3 separate regions of the Homo sapiens genome follow, and regions 1 and 2 are each linked to region 3. A link is a contact called in ENCODE Hi-C or POLR2A ChIA-PET data. All regions are on one chromosome and are shown on one strand. The core of a region is the stretch at or near the end of the contact, and the rest is flanking DNA. Distances in the headings are between cores, read along the strand shown. Region 1 holds the start of TPTEP2-CSNK1E (TPTEP2-CSNK1E readthrough). Region 2 holds the start of SUN2 (Sad1 and UNC84 domain containing 2). Region 3 holds the start of DMC1 (DNA meiotic recombinase 1).

Region 1 (2,864 bases), core at 169-2,668, 170 kb before region 3:
TCCTGGCAGAAACTTCCCTTTAAAAAAAGAAAAGAAAAAAAAAAAAAGCAGCAGCACTTTTGGGCTAGCATTTCAATCCTTCCTGCCCTTTAGAGTTCCCAGTTCTGCTTCCAGCTGCCTTTGGGTGTTCCACTACAATTGAGTTGTAAAGATATTCTTTAAGTGTTTATAGAACATTAAGACTTAAGAAAAATCTTTAAAATTAGAGGAGGGAAAAAAAAGCCACCTTATCGCACACATCCAGGAAACGCAGCCCCGTGCATCCCTGCTCAGGGATAAGCAGGCGCCCCAGGACTCCCGGGGACAGATTTTTGGGCACCCGAGGGAGTCACCCGGCGCACCTCGGGGTCCGCGGAGAGGCCCAGCCCCTCCCGCGGTCCCTTAGACGCGCCCTCCGCCTGGCCCGTGTGGACCGTCCCGGCCATTGTTTACGGGGGAAGCCTGTCCCGACGCATTGTTTTGGCCATTTCCAACTTCCCCCGGCCCTTCCCGGGGTATCGCGGGGGACCCTACGCCAACGTCCCCCCTCCGCCCGCGCCCCAAGGGCCGACTGGGCAAATTGGGAGACCCGCCCCGCGGGGCGACCCAACTTTTCGGAACAGCCCCCCACCGCCCACCCCCGCAGACCCCCGGACCCCCGCTCCCGGCGGAGATTCAGGGAACCCCGCACCCCAAGCCCTTCTGAATCGTGCGGCGTGAGTGTGACGGCCAAGAGCGGATGCAGCCCGGGATCGCCCGCACCTTCCCGCCAGCGGAAGCGCAGGAGCCGGCTGGGGAGGGGGCGCCCTAGAAAGAGCAGCTAGAAAGCTGAGACGGGGAACTGAGGTCATCCTGGGGGGGGACAAGACAACGAGAGCCGGGCGCCTCGGGGGCGGCGCGGGAGCCTCCGCAGGACCAGGCGGGCGCCCCGGCTGGCGCGGGCGGGGGGCGCCCCCCTTTACCTGTGGCTCCGGCCCCTCGGCCATTTCCTCGCGCGGCGGCTGCCGGGACTGAGCTGACTCCACTCGGGCCGGCCGGGTTTGAAAGAGGAGGAGCGGGCGCGGAGGGGAGGGGGCGGGGAGGGCGGAGGGAGGGAGGCCTCGCGCAGTTTTCTCGGCCTTTTGTGCGGACACCTCCCGGATTCCGCGCCCGCACCCGGCCCCCCAAAAGACACGGGGAGCCGCAAGCGAGGGGTGCAGCCATCTGCCGAGGCGCCTAGTGCCTTCGCGCCTCCAAGACCCCCAACAAAAAAGGAGCGTCCCGCACCCCCACCCCCGCCCGGAGGATTTAGGGGCCGGGCTCACCTCGGGCGCGGGGCTAAGTGCAGGCGCGGGGGGGGTCCCTAGAGCCGCCAGGGCGCGGCGCGTCCGGCGCTGGGGGACTGTTGGGTCAGAAAGTGTTCAGGGAGCAGCTGCTGCGCCCTCCCTCGGCCCGCCGCTCGGAGACGCCCCGCCCCGCCCCACCCCGCCCCCGCGCCCACGTGACTAGCATAGGCCCGCCCCCGCTCCGCCCCCCGCCACAGACTCCGCCTCCGGGACGCGAGCGAGCGGCGAGCGCGCGCACTCCCAGTTATCGCTCGGCGACTCCCGCGCACGCACGCGCCGTGCCACCCTCCCCGCGCCCCCCGCCCCATACCCCTACTCCCGCCATCCGATTTAACGTGGCGGGCGAGCGCCGCGGCGGTAGCCGTGACAGGTACCCGGCGGGGGGGGCGGGGGGGGCCGCGAGGGTGTGCGCAGGCGCAGACCCGGGTCCCGTCCCCGCCGCCCCCTCCTCTGCAAGGTGTGCCCGGGCGAGGGGAGGGGCCCGCGGCCCGAACTCCTGGGTCACCCCGAATTACAAACAAAACCTTAACGCCGTTGCTCGCGGGTTAGAAGGCAGCTGTGCGCGAAAAACACCTCAGATTTTCTTCAAGCGTGAGGAAGGTCGAGAAGATAAAGTTTTTAAATGAGTATCTTCAGAAAGCTATTTAATTGTTCTGATTTTTTTTTTTCTGAAAGGACTGGGCTTGCGCTATTCTAACTTGAGATTTCTAAACTTAGACTAGGTTCCAAGAATCTACTTGGTTTTGATAGAAATCCATTTGGAGGAAACCGGGGACAAAAAAAAACAAAAAACCGCTACCCTTTCCCCTCCTCCCTACGCACAACTCATTTAAATCGTTTCCCAACTGTTTTTTTTTTCTTACTGAAAAAAAGGACAAAAAAAATCCTGATTCCTAAGGCCTGTGATATTTCCCCATTTTAAGTAAGCCTCGAGGAACCACAGACATAACAAACATATCCACAATTTTTCTACCCCAAAATGCAAACTAATGCAAATGTGAAATGGATCTATGCAAGTCGCTACCAACAAAATAGCCAAATATTTGTTTTTTTACTGGCCTTCGGCATATCCAAAATGAAAAAACTTTAAAACACATCAAGAAAAGCATTTAAAATATCTATTTCCTAAATCAAAAGAAAGAACGCACTACAGAAACGATCCGGAGCTGGTGAGCAATGCAATCTTAATAAATAGGAAAAGGAATTTGAGAAGACAGCTCAGCAAAGGGGAAGAATTTGCCAAGTGTCATGTTTTGCTGTCATTTTATATATAACTACTAACCCCCCATATGGTCTGGTTAGTCTTTTTTAAAAAGGAAGCCAATCAATTACTCACAATTAATTAGCAGTGCCGGTAGATTCTTAGGCCAGCACTAAAAAACTAAATTGGGTGAATTTTTTTTCACTCAAGTCCACTGATATTGATCACTTTTAGTATTAGGAGTCCTTTTCTGACAAAAGATGAATACCTATCTTTAAAATATATTTTTTAATCTTATTGTCACATTCTAAAACACAGTCCAAAAACACTTCATAAACAAGAAACTTCATTTAACTTTA
Region 2 (2,782 bases), core at 125-2,624, 190 kb after region 3:
CGCCCGTACGGTCCCTACCTGAAGGCTCCAGCTGCCCACACAGGGACTCCTCTTAGCCTCTGTCCTGCTGAAGGAGGTGACACCTTTGCCCAGGGCAGAAACAAGGCAACATGTTTATACCATACCCAAGCTGCCGCTGGGAAGAACTAAATATTCTGATGGAGGTTGAGCGGGGAGTGCTGAAAACTGTCAGCACCCGCCTCCGCCCTCCCAGAACTCCCAGAGATGCCTCTCAGTCTTTCCTGCGGCATCCTGGCATCACAAAACAGTTTACCATTGAGTCTGGGTTTCACAAGATGAAAAAGGTCGAGGCCCCATTCTCCAAAACAAGAAGTGAGCCTCTGGGAGCTGAAATCTACTACTGCGAATCATAATAGACACCACCCCCGCCCCACCTCCTCCCTAACAATCAGTTAGGAAACGCTCATCGGAAAGCATCCTTCCCCACTTCTCAGCTGGGCGACTTCCTTTCTCAATTCCGCCCTTCCCCATCACAAACATCTCCATCCATCTTCAGACTTAAACCAGATCTGGGGCATCTTCCTCGTGACATTTCCACTCCCTGGGCACAGCCAGGCCACACGCCCTTGTGGGACCTGCCAAACGCCCGGTGCTAACTCCCTCTGCCCTCATTCCCACAGGCCAAACCTGCAGAAATTGTCACCAAAGGCGCGCCTCCTGGCTCTCTAAGTCACACCGCGCCCCCCATTGCTTTGTTTTGTTTTGTTTTAGAACTGAACAAAACGGGCCTTCCTCTGAGGCCCTGAGTTCTGACAGGCAGAGGCTGGGAACTGCCTGTCCCTGGAAACGGCCTGTCTGGCACAAAACCCGTAGGCGCTGCCCGGGGCCGGGTTGGGGCAGTCGGCCTTTGCCCTCCTCCTCCCGGGAGGCTGCCCGGGAAGTCCCGCCCGCAGACACCGCCCTCCCGGCTGACCAGTGGCGCGGCAGGCGGGGCGGGGGCCAGGAGGTGAGTCAGGGCGCGGGCCGCGGACCCGGGTGGAGGCTGGATCCGGCCCAGCACGTCCCGGAGAGGAGGAAGCAGGCCTGGCGGCGCGGCCCCGCCCGAGTGGCCCGACGGTGACCCGGGGTCAGGCCGGGCCGCGGCCCCCCAACCCTCTCCTGAGCTCGCCCGCACTCACCTGCTGCCGCGGCGGCTTCTAGCCCGGCCGGGGGCGTCCGAGGCCAGGCCGCCGCCGGGGCGCGCCCCCTTTCCGCGTGGGGATCCCGCGGGCGGCGCTCCGCTCAGGGCGACACAGCGGCCGGGCCCGGGGCGCGCGGGCACGCGAAGAGCGGCGACGCGGGACAAGGCGGGCGGGCGGACAATGCGGCCGGCGGAGGCCCGCGCTGCGCGAGTGGGGCCGGGCGGCGCGCGTGTGGCCGACTCTGTATGTGTGCGCCTGTCAGTCAACGCTGACAGGCCGCAGCCCATTGGTCAGGCCCCGCCGGCCGTCACCGCCCACCGCCGCCACCCATTGGCCGGTTTGAACACAAAGCCCCGGCTCGCCCCGCCCTCGCGTGGGCCCCGCTGCCCTGCGCGCTCAGCCTAGGAGTCCGCGCGTGGGAGGCGCTGGGCGGGCGGGGACCCCGGGCTGCGGGAGGACGCGACGGGAGCCTGTGCTGGGGCTCGGGCTCAGCAGGGCACTGGACTCCCGATCTGGCGGCTCAGAACACCTGAGACAGCTCTGAGCGCTCCCACGCGCGCCTGCAGCCTGGTTCACCAGGCCGGCGTCCGAGGGGAGGGTGGGAGCCCTGGGAGCGGCAGCGCGCGGGTGGCCCTTGGTGCACTCTCGGTGAGGCTGTCGAGGGCTTGCTCAACACCCGGCACCAGTGCCGTTGTCCTCTTAGCCGGCCATTTCTACACCCATTTTTCAGACAAGGAAACAGGTTGCTAATTTGGGGATTCCAGACATGCTGGGAGGCCCTGCCTCTTCCCAAGCTTTACCCAGAGCACCCAAGTTTCACGACAGCTCTTCTATTTTTTGTTTGTTTTAAACAGATTTTCTATTTTATTTAAATAGAGACGAGATCTCACTATGTTTGCCTAGGCTGGTCACGAACTCCTGAGCTCCAGTGATTCTCCCGCCTCGGCTTCCCAAAGTACTAGGATTACAGGTATGAGCCACCGCGCCCGGCCAGCTCTTCTGTTTTAAGGACGGTGCTTGCTGCACTTGAGCTGTGGGAAGGCAGGGCTGGCCACTCATTCTTCTACCTTACTCAGACTTGGAACGAGTGCTCAGCGTTTGAGTAAAATGCTGCCTGACTCCGGGGGTCCTGTTCCTTGGCTCCCCATCCGCCAACTGTACAGATAGAGCAGGTGCACAGCTTGGGATGAATCTCTTTCTGTGCCAGCCCTTCTAAGGGCAGATGAACAGTCGTTATTTTACTTTTAAAGTACCAAGAGGAAACGAGACAAGAATGACAAAATCACCGAGGCAGGAACAGGAAGGCTGTGGGGTCGGAGGATTGAGGAAAGGCAAAACCCTCATGCTAAAGCGGCTTCAGCCCAACTCCAGACAAGAACAGTCCCCTTTCCTGGGCCTCCATTGCCTGCTCTGGAAAGAGAAGAGTCTCCTGCTCTTCCACCCTCCTGGAGACCACGGTGCTGGCCATTATCACTCCTAGGTTTAGACTGCAAGCTCTTTGAGGACATGGACAAGCTCTCCAGAGCCTGGTACCGAGCCTGGCTCTGGTCTGAGTGTCTGCTGGATGGAGCAATGAAAGGAGAATTCAAATCAGACGTAGGGGCAGCATCCAGGTAGGGGAAGGGCCTCTCTGACTCCTC
Region 3 (2,867 bases), core at 87-2,586:
AGCTATACTTTCTTTCACAGTATTTACTAGTTTCATGATTTTTTTAAGATTTAAAAATATGGTGGTCCGGGTGTGGAGGCTCATGCCTGTAATCCCAGCACTTTGGGAGGCCGAGACAGGCAGATCACGAGGTCAGGAGTTCGAGACCAGCCTGGCCAATCCCCGTCTCTACTAAAAATACAAAAAAATTAGCCGGGCGTGGTGGTGGGCGCCCGTAATCCCACCTACTTGGGAGGCTGAGGCAGGAGAATCGCTTGAACCTGGGAGGCGGAGGTTGCACTGAGCCGAGATCATGCCACTGCACTCCAGCCTGGGCGACAGTGCGAGACTCAGTCTCAAAAAAAAAAAAAAAAATTGGTGGATCATAATATTATATTAAGGCTGATAAGCAGTTAAAGTTTTTAACATTGTAGACTCAAAAAGAAATCTCAGGAATCCACAAGGCGTGATTGTGTTTATTTATTACAATAAAATGCGGTCCAAATCATCATTTTTCTTGGTCGATTCCATTTCCTCATTTGATACCAAAGTCAGGGGTTGGACCCTAGAACAAAGGGAACGAACCATTAATACTAAGGCAGGAGCAGGGTCCTACCACCCAGCACCTCAAACGGCAAAGGATGGAAGGCAACCGAGACCGTTCGGATGGGATCTTCGGGGACACTGTCCTTCAGATGGCTAGCTATGAGTACCCCAATTCCACATTTACTGTCCCCATCGAAGAGAAAAACAGCATTCATTTCTTCTCCCCGTGATGAAATGAAAAGATTGTCCCCCATCTCTCAAGGAGCCGTTGATAGACTGAACCGTTGGATTGAAAGTAGGGCTCCCCAATCCCCCGGTTTAAGACGACCCAGCTGTCCCCTCTGGTGGGGGCAGCAGCGCGGTCGGGTCGCCCTCGACGCCTCCCTCAGCAGGAGGCCTGGGCAGACCCCCTGCGGCCGCCGGACATTTTCCTGACACCGGATTCCCTGGTCAGGAGGATGAGGCGGGCTCTCCTAGACTCAGGTCCGATTCGATTGAAAATGAGGTTGGAAATCCCTCAAGATCACTAAAATTCCTCCCCAAAGGTCGGAGCGGAACGCTCAAAGTCACTAGCCCAGGGACCCCAAAAAAGGAGCGAGAAAGGGAAGCGCGCCTTCTCAAAACGAGCGTCCCCTCAGAGTCTTCGCACGCTGTTCGTTTTTGCCACTTACCCCCCTCGTACCCACAGTCTCCCCGAGATTTTCAAGGTGAAGCCCCTCTGCCCCGCCCGACCTCCTCAGCTGACAGGATTCTAACTCGGGCCTAGAACACGGAGCCTGGAGACCCGCGCGCCGTTGACCACAGGGTTTGGCGCCAAACGAGGAGGGCGGGGCGAGGACCAAGGGGCCGGGGCGGGGCGCAGGGTGAGGGTGGAAGGGCGGGGAGGGAGCAGGCCTACAGAGGGCGACGAGGGGCGGGGAGCAATGGGGGCGGGGCGAAGACCGAAGGGCGGGGAACGAGCGGGCTCACAGGTGGGGGGACCAGAGGGCGTGGCCTGGAGGGGGCTCAGGGCGAGGGGGCGGGGCGAGGGCTGAGGCGCGGAAAACGAAGAGGAGCCCCAGCGGGTGGCGAGCTGGGATGACGGAGGGAGGGAGGGAGGGGCGCTGTGGAAGGAGCGCGCTGAGGAGCGGGGCCTTGAAGGGAGACCGTTGAGCTGGGGCGTCCCTCGAGCTGAGCACCTCGCTAAAGTCCGGGAGAAGACCCTGAGGCGGGGTTCTGAGGAGGTAGCCTTGAGTCGGGGGAGGGGCGATGAGCAGAGGTGGCTGACTTTGGCGATAGGTCTTGGTCGCGAGGGTTGCAGATGGAGCCTTGGCTTAGAAGGTCGAATCCGGGCCCGTTTCCCCCCGCCCCCGCTGCCCATGGCTTCTCTTTTCACCTCCAGGTTTTCATGCTGGCTTCAGAGTTTGGCCGTGCTCCCTCAGCGTTCCTAATTTCCCACTTTCTGACTCTCACCATTTGCCACTCTTGTCTGTGATTGAGACACCCGAGGCCCATTCAGGATGGAGAGTAATTTTTTCTCTGTCTTAACTTGAAGTTTTAAATAGACCACAGACGCCAAGTATATTTTGGTTCAGCTTTTAAATAGAAGTCGCAGGCCAGCCTTCGTGCCAGCAGCGCCATCGCTGGCAGCATCCTCCTCCTCCCCTCACGCGGAGACTGACTTGGGGAGAGTCAGGAAACATTTGAGAGAGCAGCTGCCGAGGTGGAGGCTGTGATGTATCTTGGATGAATCTCTGTGCAAACAGTTCTTTGGGTTCAAGACCTAGTACAGGGCGATCCTTTTTGTTTTTTCTGTCTGAATCATTTTGGTGGAATAAATAGCAAAACATTCCCACAATAGCAGTTGGCATTTTGTGTAGGACGCACCCCCCCAACAGGTGGATTGTTTTAAGAGCCAACAAATAACTGCCATTGTGCTTCCAAATCTGTTATTTTCCCCCAAACACAGTCGTCCTTGTTATATGGAGATGAATGCCCATTTGGGGGAGGAACTGGATAGTGGTGAAAGGCTTTCGCTCTGAGGCCTCACCTAAATAATTATGGGAACTTTTGAGCAACTCGTTAGGTGAAGACATCAACAGTCTACAGAAGAGCTGCAAAGAGCACAGCAAGATGATTTAGGGAAATATAACATATGTAGTTTGGTGTAGTGACAGCTGGGAGAGAGAAATGTTCATAATATTTGAAGGTTGTGTGCAGTACACTTAAAAAAACTAAAATGAGCTGGGTAATGACAAATTCATGAAGGGAGGAGAAAAATCTTATCTGGGTATCATATCGATGGTTAGAGACAACTTTTAAGATATTTAAAACAACAACAAACTCTAGGACAGTTAAAAAGT

Evidence for each region. A loop is a pair of places that touch in the nucleus more often than their neighbours do. ChIA-PET counts read pairs that join two places held with the same protein, here RNA polymerase II (POLR2A). Pooled maps may share reads with other maps.
Region 1: a loop to region 3 is called in a map of B cell, with 15 times the contacts of the local background. The contact joins the promoter of TPTEP2-CSNK1E here to the promoter of DMC1 in region 3. A Hi-C loop is called at or near these places in 16 of 168 maps with a recorded cell type or tissue (B cell, CD8-positive, alpha-beta T cell, OCI-LY7 and 10 more), 26 of 37 single-sample maps with no recorded cell type and 30 of 50 pooled maps. POLR2A ChIA-PET finds 5 or more read pairs at or near these places in 14 of 52 experiments (GM12878, HEK293, HEK293T and 9 more).
Region 2: a map of naive thymus-derived CD4-positive, alpha-beta T cell shows a loop between it and region 3 (5-fold over the local background). The contact joins the promoter of SUN2 here to the promoter of DMC1 in region 3. A Hi-C loop is called at or near these places in 1 of 168 maps with a recorded cell type or tissue (naive thymus-derived CD4-positive, alpha-beta T cell), 2 of 37 single-sample maps with no recorded cell type and 13 of 50 pooled maps.

What each region holds. Positions count from the first base shown.
Region 1 is chr22:38,397,497-38,400,360 of GRCh38, forward strand. It overlaps TPTEP2-CSNK1E (TPTEP2-CSNK1E readthrough), which reads right to left and starts at 1,419. Exons shown (of 15, transcript NM_001289912.2): 1 at 942-1,419. It also overlaps the pseudogene TPTEP2. RefSeq lists an enhancer at 148-931 and a silencer at 1,197-1,476.
Region 2 is chr22:38,754,624-38,757,405 of GRCh38, forward strand. SUN2 (Sad1 and UNC84 domain containing 2) reads right to left here and starts at 1,375. Exons shown (of 18, transcript NM_015374.3): 1 at 1,140-1,375. RefSeq lists enhancers at 189-258, 2,517-2,656 and silencers at 749-1,098, 1,209-1,758.
Region 3 is chr22:38,568,847-38,571,713 of GRCh38, forward strand. It overlaps DMC1 (DNA meiotic recombinase 1), which reads right to left and starts at 1,337. Exons shown (of 14, transcript NM_007068.4): 1 at 1,197-1,337. It overlaps LOC105373031 (a long non-coding RNA gene), which reads left to right and starts at 1,654. Exons shown (of 2, transcript NR_134627.1): 1 at 1,654-1,748; 2 at 1,907-2,512. RefSeq lists a silencer at 1,333-1,622 and enhancers at 1,926-2,436, 2,023-2,072.